Linked DNA regions of Homo sapiens: region 1 is linked to region 2. Evidence: chromatin loops called from intact Hi-C (ENCODE). Cell type or tissue: A673. All regions are shown on one strand. Links, peaks and the distances in the headings refer to the core of each region. The heading gives the core; the rest is flanking DNA. Region 1 has its middle 22 kb from the start of TRIM9. Region 2 overlaps TRIM9 (tripartite motif containing 9).

Region 1 (4,400 bases), core at 123-4,122, 49 kb before region 2:
TAGCAAGTGTATCATCCCCATTTCCCAAATGAGGAAACAGAGACACAGAGCCATTAAGGAACTTGCCCATGGTCATGCTTGTAAGTGGTTGAGCCACATTTTTAAGCTAAGCAGAGAGTGCTAGGGTCCACATGACATGCAGGGTCTTGTGTTTGGACAGCAGAGATGCTGGAATCCAGTCTTGGCTCTGCCACTTCCTCATAACAAGGGCTGCATTCACTGAGTGGATGCTGTGGTCCCAGCCCTGTGCTAGGCATCTTCAATAGATTTCTCATTCAATACAACAGTGGAGAAAGTGAATACCATTATTATCCTTTAAAATGGGGAAACTGAGCCTGAGGGTAAAAAACTTACCCAAGTTTGTAAAACTAATTCAGTCTGTCTAACCCCAGAGCCCTTGCTCTTAACTACTACAGTGCCTGCTCCTGGCCTTTACTAGTTGTTTTGTGTATTTTACCTCTCTAAGCTTCAGTTTCTTCATCTGGGAAATGGGGATAATATCAGTAACTATCTCAAAAGACCATTGTGCAAGTGAAACAAAGAAAGGCATATGAAAATGATCTATGATGCTCTGTGCAAATCTTAGTTACCTATTATTTTTTCTGAATTGCTCTAGCTTTGTTCTTTAGCTCTTTCAAATATTTATCCCCAATGAAATACAAGTTTCTCAAGGGTAGAAACAATGATTTATCTGCTTTTTATTTACCTTTCATAGAATTTGGCACTTTTTGGGTGTACTTGATAAATGTTTATTAAATAAGTGTAGATATGTGAGACAGCGATGCCAGAGGTTTTGTCTCAGGAGGAAGCTTTGTTGGGCCACTTTGCAAAGGTTAATTCAGGCTTTTAGCTAATAGTTGTCCTATTTATACTGTAATAACCATGAAATGCATGCACATTATTTTCATTTAAAATATTACATAAACTAATGAAAACCAATCTCAAATCAATGTCAGAAAAAGCTCCGAGAAAAAAAAAAACAGTGTCATGGCATGATACCCCTTATTCTGAGGTGTCCTCCTCACAACACCTGTCCCAAAGGATCATGTGATTAGAACAAGGAGAGTCCACTCTGTGGGAAATATATGATGATTGTATCAAAACTCATGAAAGTGATTTTACTTTTTCTTGAGTTTTCTAACCTATTCCTAGTGTTCAAAGATAAACTCTCTAGATTGTGTTAATGAAAGGATTCTCCCTAATACTAGTTTGTTTGATGTGTGACTATTATGTATATTATCAACAGATATTCTCTACAAGACATGCTGTAAGTTCATATTCTTCCCTAAGCAAATTAATTCTTCAAAATGCTGAAGGTTTGGGCATGTGTGTGGCTCCTTACTGACTTACTGACATAAACATTTACAGGGCGGAAGAGAGAAAAGAAAAACAGAAGGAAGATCACTTTATTCTATTTTCCCCACCAAGTAGTTTGTGCAGGGGCACTGAAATTCAGACAATCACTGAAGCATGGCCATGCTTTTTAGTCTTCAAGTAACAGTGAGAGAATGGCCAATAACCGAGCCTTTTCCTGCAAACATGACAAGGTCCTAATGTGTCAGAGTCTTTGCATTTGCTCCTCCTTCTGTCTGTCTCATATTTTCCCCACACTGCCTCATATTTTCCCCACACTGCCTTCTTCTCACCTTTCAGATCCCTTTCTCAGAGAGCTCTTCATCCCTGGCTAAAGTAGTTCTTCTCACATGGTCCCATCCAGTAACCCTCTTTAAGCAACTCTGCAGCATTTATCTAGGCCTGAAGTGATCTTATTTGTTTATGTGTTTATTGTCTGCCTCTCTCAACTTGAGCATAAGCTCCTCAAGAACAGGGAACCCTATTGTGCTTGCCACATTCTGGATGCTTGGCACAGTGTAGATGCTCAGTAAGTATCTGCGGACTCAATTATGAGAAGACAAGCCTGCCAGCTCCAAGTTAGGAAGGCTATATTGAGGGCACATCTAAGGAAGTTCCCCTCCTGGGTCCTTGGTGATGCCCTGCAGTCTCACAGTGATACCAGCACTGTAGCCTTGCTTGCAGCAGCCTCAGCTCAAATCCTAATTCACATATTCAGTGCATTTTTTCCAAGAATCTATATAATGATTGCCCTGCTCTGAATCTTACTAGGCAGACAACCTTGAGCTGCTTATTTAAACCCACTGTGCCCAAGTTTCTTTATCCTTGCAATAGAGATATGTAACTCTTACCCTGGAAAGTTGTGAACATTCGCTGAAATAATGCATGTACCAGGCTTGGCCCAGTGCCTGGCACAGGGTAAGCTCACTATGAATTGCAGCTTTGAATTTATTACTGATGAAAGATCATTTATATTTGTGCCACTAGTCCCTCTCCCATGGTAGACCTCACTAATTGATTATGGCATTTTTTTTCTTTAAAAAAAAATGGCCTCACAACCTTCTCAACACTGCCCTTACCTAGACAGTCACTACCCATCAATCATTTGGAGTTGGTGTGCAAACTGAAATGTACTAGCCCTTCCTGACTCAGAAGGCACTTAACAGGCTGTCAAACAGGATTATTCACATTGAGCTGAGTGTCCAAAAGTAAATTGGTAGTTAATTTTGACTCTAGACAAGTGGCAAATTCAGCAGTATGCCCCATGGACAAACTCACTGGCGTAGGAAGAGAAAAAGTAATGGGAGAATCTGGCTCTTGATAGATGAGGGTAGAAGGAAGGCCCTGCTTTCTTCATTAGCTTTGGCTCCCAAAAGGTTATAGAAATAAGAACTCTTGGAAGGCAGGATGTGAGCAGTGCTCTGGTTTACTTTCTGATATATTCCTTTAGATGAAATACCTATGATGGAAATTGGGAGTTCACGAGGAAAAACCATCCCTGATGTTGATTGGCTTCCTGTGAATTCTTATTAAACATTCCAGATACCCACGAATGATTTCTGGATTCCAATCTATATTAATGGATGTCTATAATTTTTAATAATTTTTTAAATGGTGGAGAATCTAGCAGATTATTAGTTTCTCTTTTTTTGGTCCTATTTCACAAGTTACAATGGGATTTGTTCAGGACCTTTTCCAAGAGATGAGGAGCCTGCCAGCTTGGTTGGAGAGCAATGATGCTTTCAGAACAAAAATGAGAAGAAGCTAGAAAGATTAAATATAGAAACAAAATTAGAAAATGATGCTGTGTTTAATTTAATTGCAGAAGTTTGGTCCTACCCAAAACAGCAAATTAGGAGATGCTGTCCTTCTAGTTTCTGTCCTTGTTCCCACTTTTGGTGGCTTTTCTTCATTCCCTAAAGGACCCAGAGCCCCCAAGTTTCTCTATAAGTTTCACCATCCAAATCTTCCTGCAGGAAATTAGTTGGGGAAAAACTAATTTATACCAGAATGGAAATGTCTAGCTGACTTGATATTTCCTCTTAGTGGTAATACACAGACTTCATGGTTTAAGGACTTTTATGGGTTGAACTGTGTTCTCCCCAGATTGATATGTTGAAGCCCTAACCTTCTGTACTGCAGAATGTGACTGTATTTGGGAATAAAGTCTTTAAAGAGATAATTAAGTTTAAATGAATTCATTAGGGTGGGCCCTGATCCAAAATGAGTGGTGTCATCATAAGAAGAGTAGATCAGGACATACACAGGCACAGAAGAAAGCTCATGTGAAGACACAGGGAGAAGATGGCCATGTACAAGCCAAGGAGAGAGGCCTCAGAAAAAACCCAGCCTGCTGATACTTTGATCTTGAACTTCTAGTCTCTAGGACTGCAAGGAAATAAGTTTCTGTTGTTTAAGAACCCAGTTTTTGGTACTTTGTTATGGCAGCCTTAGCCAACTAAAACAAGTCGTTAAACTTAACATTAGAATCCCAACTCTTCCATTTAGTAACTGTGAGATCTCAGGCAGTTAACTATCTGAACTTCAGTTTCCTGAACTATAAATGGAAACAATAAAGTCTACCTCATGAGGAGGCTGTGAGGATTAAATGAGGCAATGCACGTTATTGGTTAGCACAGTGCCTGCATTGTACCTGGCACTTAGCTCTTCATAAAGTACCATCATTACTACTGCTATTACTATTATGTTAGCATTTTAACTGGATACAAATGGGTGAAATCAGTACTTCTGTACCATCACTTATTTTCACATGATAGAAACTAAAAGATATTTATTAACAAATGACTGTTATGAACAAATTCGCTGATGGCTTTTTACTCCTAAGGGGCACTTAGTTCCTATACAGGTGCTATCAAAAGCTACAGGTATGGCCTTGGTATCCAGAATGTAGACAAGAATACTGAAAGAATAGAAGCAAAGCCCATCATACAATAAAAGAGGCAGAGAATAGTCTAATCTGTGAGAAAATGCCTGCACCAACAAAAGAATTTTAAACTTATTGAACTATGAATGATTATAATTTAAAA
Region 2 (4,400 bases), core at 268-4,267:
GTGTTTGGGGCCATTTAAACAGCAAATGCACCACCAAAAAGCACCAAAATGAAAAACATGACACTGAATATACCATGAAAAGTACACTTGTTTATTGAATTAGAGCTGAAACAAGGAGCATTACCCTGATCAACCTCAGCTATGAAGTTACACATTGGACAACTCATTTTTTAGCCATTCTGTGAATGACCATGAAAGTGCTGTGAGTATTGATTTGGAAATTACAAATAAATTTTAGCAAGTTTGCAAATTTGCAAATACAGAATACACAAATAATAGAGATTGACTGTATTTTTCCACCTTGAGAAAGATAAGAACAAAGATAAATGGCAGCTGAAGATTGCTCTCAGTAATTGGGCAGCAAATGGCATAGACTGGCAAACCAAGGAATATGGGGTCAGTTATAGTCCAGTGTAGCCTTGGTGCCATATGGGCACAGGGTTGGCAGATCTTCCAAGAGAAACCTGACATTTGCATCATTCTGATATGACCTCTCCTGATTTTAAGTGTTGCTTTAAATTAAAAACACCAACAATGCCATGAAACAAATCAAACACATGCCTTCACCATGCCTGGCTTGTCCCGAGGGCCTCGGATTTGCAGTTTCTCAGTGCAGCCTAGAGCAGGGTTTCTCAATCTCAGCACTGTTGACATTTGGGGATGGGCAATTCTTTGTTCTAGGGAGCCACCCTATGCATTGTAGGATGTTGAACTGTATTCCTGGCCTCTAGATACCTGTGTATCCATCCCTACACCACACCACTCACCTCTGAGTTGTGACAAAAAAAATTGCCTGTAGACATTGCCAATGTCCTCTAGGAGGAAAATCACCTCCAGATGAGAACCAGTGGTCTAGATTAACACAGATGAACCACTTAAGGGCACCTTATGACTCATCTTTCTCTGTTCCTGAGACTGCTGGAGACTGCTGCATGGGCTCTGGAAATGGAATCAATCTAAGAAAGGAAAATATCCATGCACTTGGAAGAAGGCCCAACTCTCTCAGACTGATTCCATTTCTAGAGTCCATCAGTTCTCACATTCAATTCTTCCTTTATTCTTATTAAAATCCTTACCATAGTCCCCTATGTCCTTTCACCTACACTATTGAAATAATCTCCTAACTGGCACCCCACACTCATCTCCCTCTTCTATATTCTATCAGACTAATCACTGCCAAATGATATTTCAAGACACTTTTTAAAAATCATGTTGTCAACCTCATTCCATCCCAACCCTCTTTCAAAAATGTTAATTAATGCTTCACTTAACAAATCATTGCTAAGGATCCAACAGTTTATTCAGGAGCTTATCAGAAGAGACATCATGGCAGTAGAACAGTTGCTCTAGAGTGCCAGGTGCCTGGTTTAAACCTTGGTTCTGCAACATGGGCTGGCCTCATCACACCTCCTCTTCTAATTCTACATAACTTTACATCCTTATTCTTCTCAACTCATAACCCACCCATAGTGGCAAAACAGTGTCTGGCCAAGAGCTTAGGCTCCAAGGTATGCACACTGATGTTAAAATTCCTAAGGAGTTCCTTAACCTTTCTGAGCCCCATTTTTGTCATCTGTAAAACGGGGATAAAAATAACTTCTACAAGGTTGTGGTGAGAATTAACTGATGTTTTCCACATAAAGTACTTGGCACGTTGCAGGCACACAGGCAGCTCTTAATAAATGTCATGTGATATTTATTCTTATTTTATCTTCCCCTTGTGAGATCTTACAGATCTTGTAATATGTGCTGCCTACTTGACACTTCACATATATTGATTTGGGTTTGTTTTTTGTTTTTGTTTTTGTTTTTGTTTTTGGTGCACACCAAATACATATACTATTTATTTTTCTGCTTTGAGTGTGACCTTACTGGGGGCCAGACACAGGTGTTTACTCCTTTTTCATCCCCACGGTCCTGGCATAGTGCTAAGAAGATACTTGGCAATTAGTAAATACTAGTTCAGTGGTTCTCAAGATGTGGTCTGCAGACCATCACCTGGGAACTTGTTAAAAATACAAAGTCTTAGGAGCCACTCCAGACCTATGAATCAGAAATTCTGGGTTTGGGGGTCCAGCAACCTGTGTTTTAATAAGCTCTCTAGGTGATTTTGATGCACATTAAAGTTTGAAAACTTTAATTCATGTATTCAGCAAGTGTCAATTGAATGCCTGCTATGCGTCAGTAATTTTTAGGAATTTGGCATACAACAATACACAAGACTTTCTCTGCTGTCTTGGGGCTTAATTCTGTTGGAAGAAATAGCCATAACACAAAATAAAATAAACAGTAGATTTTCAGGTAAGGGCTGGTGCTGTGAGGAAAAGTAAATGGTAGAATGTAATGGAGAGTGTTTGGAAGGAAGTAGTAAGGAGGTTGCTTTGTCTCAGGTGGTCAGGGGAAGCCTCTCTGAGAAGGAACACTGAACTGAGACCTAAATGGTGATGAGAAGGGGCAGCCCTCTGTGAAGATCTGCAGGAAGGGCCAGCCGAACAGATGAAATAGCACATGCAAAGATCCTTAGGCAGGAATGAAAGGGACAGAAAGAAGCCCAGTGGGCTACAGCAAAGTGGGAGGTAGGAGACATGGTAAGAGATAAGGTCAGAGAGATAGATGGGGGTCTAATTACGTACATCCTGGCAAAGGGTTTGAATGTTATTTTAGTTGTAGTAGGAGGCCATGGGAGTGTCTTAAGCAGGAGAATGATGTAATCTGATTTGCATTTTTAAAAGAATACTCTGGCTGTCAGGGCAAGAACCGACAGTAGAAGTTAGTAGGCTGTTGTCGTGGTCCAGGAGAGAGGTGATGGTGGCTAGGACTAAGGTTTTAGAAGTGGAGATGGTAAGAAACTCTTATATTTGGAAGATACTTACAGTACAAAAGAGAGAAATCAAGGATGACTATTAGGAGGGGGCCTCAGAAACGGGCTAAATAATGGCACTATGTATTAAGATGAAGAATACTGGGGAGGGAACTAGTTTAACATGTTGAGGGAGGAAATATTAATAGTTGTTTTTTGTCCAAGTTAAATTTGAGGTGCTCATAGACATACAGGTGAAGATGGAGAGTACAAAATCTAATGCCCTGGTCTACAGCTCAAGGAAGAAGTCAGATGTGGGTGATAAATTTAGAAGTCATCAGTCCTGTTAAATTAAACTAAATTTGGCCTGAGGACGCCTCCATACATGAGTCCTTATGTAAGGAACTGCAGACTAATTTAGTATGTAAACTAACTGAAAGCCTAATTTAAGAGTATACTTTTGTAATAAATAGCTAAGTCTCAGCCAATCACAACAGCAGAGCTTCAGTCAATCGCAGGCGACCACCTGTTCAAACTGTGTCCAAATAAGGCAAACGCCGAGCTGCAACCAGTGGAGCTATCTCTATACCTCACTTCCGTTTTCTGCACCTCATTTCCATTTTCTGTCCATAAATGCTGTCTGACCACGCAGCAGACTGGAGTGCTTTGAATGTGCTCTGACTTGGAGAGCTGTTCAATTCCAGAATCGTGACTAAAAGCCAGTTAAGATCTTTAAACTAGATTTGTAATTTTGTCTTTTAACAGTTCATATACATGATTCGAAGCCATGGGATAAGAGCATGTTGGAAAGAGTATAGAGGTTGAGCCAAGTGAGGAACCAGTAAAGACACTGAGAAGCGACAGCCAGTGACACAGGATGGAAAATCAGGAATGTGGTGTTCCAGAACCTAGTGAAGGAGTTTGAAGAAGAGCAGAATGTTCTCTGTGTCAAGGACTGCTGGGAAGTTGTATGAGACAAAGACAAAGTACTGACCTTTGGGTTTGCAAAGATGGAGATGAATGAGAACCTTTCCAAGAGTGGTTCAGTGAAGCAACGGGGATGAAAAGTCTGATGGGAATTGGTTGAAGAGAGAATGAAAGATGAAACACAGACACTGAGTTTAGTCAGGGCTTTAAAGGTGTTTTGCCATCAAGAACACAGAAATGGGGCAGTAACTGGAGGAGATATGGTGAAAAGGAAAATTGTCTCCCTCCCCCTCCCCTCCCCTCCCTCCCTCCCTCCGTCCCTCCCTCCCTCCTTCCTTCCTTCCTTCCTTCCTTCCTTCCTTCCTTCTAAAAGAGATGCTCAGGCCTGCTTGCACGCCAATGAAAATAATCAGTAAGTGATAAAGAAGTTGATGGCACAGGCCCTGTATTTGATGCTGGGACTAACGGCTCAGAAAAATCAGGAAAGATTCAAAATTCTTTACCCTTCACTTTAACAAACTCTTTGAATCATTTCAGTTGTGTAAACTCACTTATAAATGTCAAAGCACCCTCTTCAAGTGGGCCTTATGTTTTACTCTGAAGGGCATAGCAGCTTAAAGGAGCCAAGCTAATGTGAAATGATTGCTATTTAATCAAACTGTTTTCCCTTCCA

Evidence for each region. A loop is a pair of places that touch in the nucleus more often than their neighbours do. Peaks named below come from ENCODE experiments on the same cell type or tissue, not always from the same donor. Only the 100,000 strongest peaks of a DNase experiment are listed, where the experiment ranks them.
Region 1: a loop joins it to region 2, with 6 times the contacts of the local background. A loop is called at or near these places in 1 of 110 quality-filtered maps.

What each region holds. Positions count from the first base shown.
Region 1 is chr14:51,114,974-51,119,373 of GRCh38, reverse strand. No RefSeq gene overlaps it. Among named protein-coding and RNA genes, the nearest start is that of TRIM9, 22 kb to the right of the region's middle. In A673, for the core only: no CTCF peak of the experiment used is centred there; no DNase peak of the experiment used is centred there.
Region 2 is chr14:51,065,747-51,070,146 of GRCh38, reverse strand. The region is part of intron 1 of TRIM9 (tripartite motif containing 9); the gene reads left to right. Among named protein-coding and RNA genes, the nearest start is that of TRIM9, 27 kb to the left of the region's middle. In A673, for the core only: no CTCF peak of the experiment used is centred there; no DNase peak of the experiment used is centred there; H3K27ac peaks cover 1,238 bases.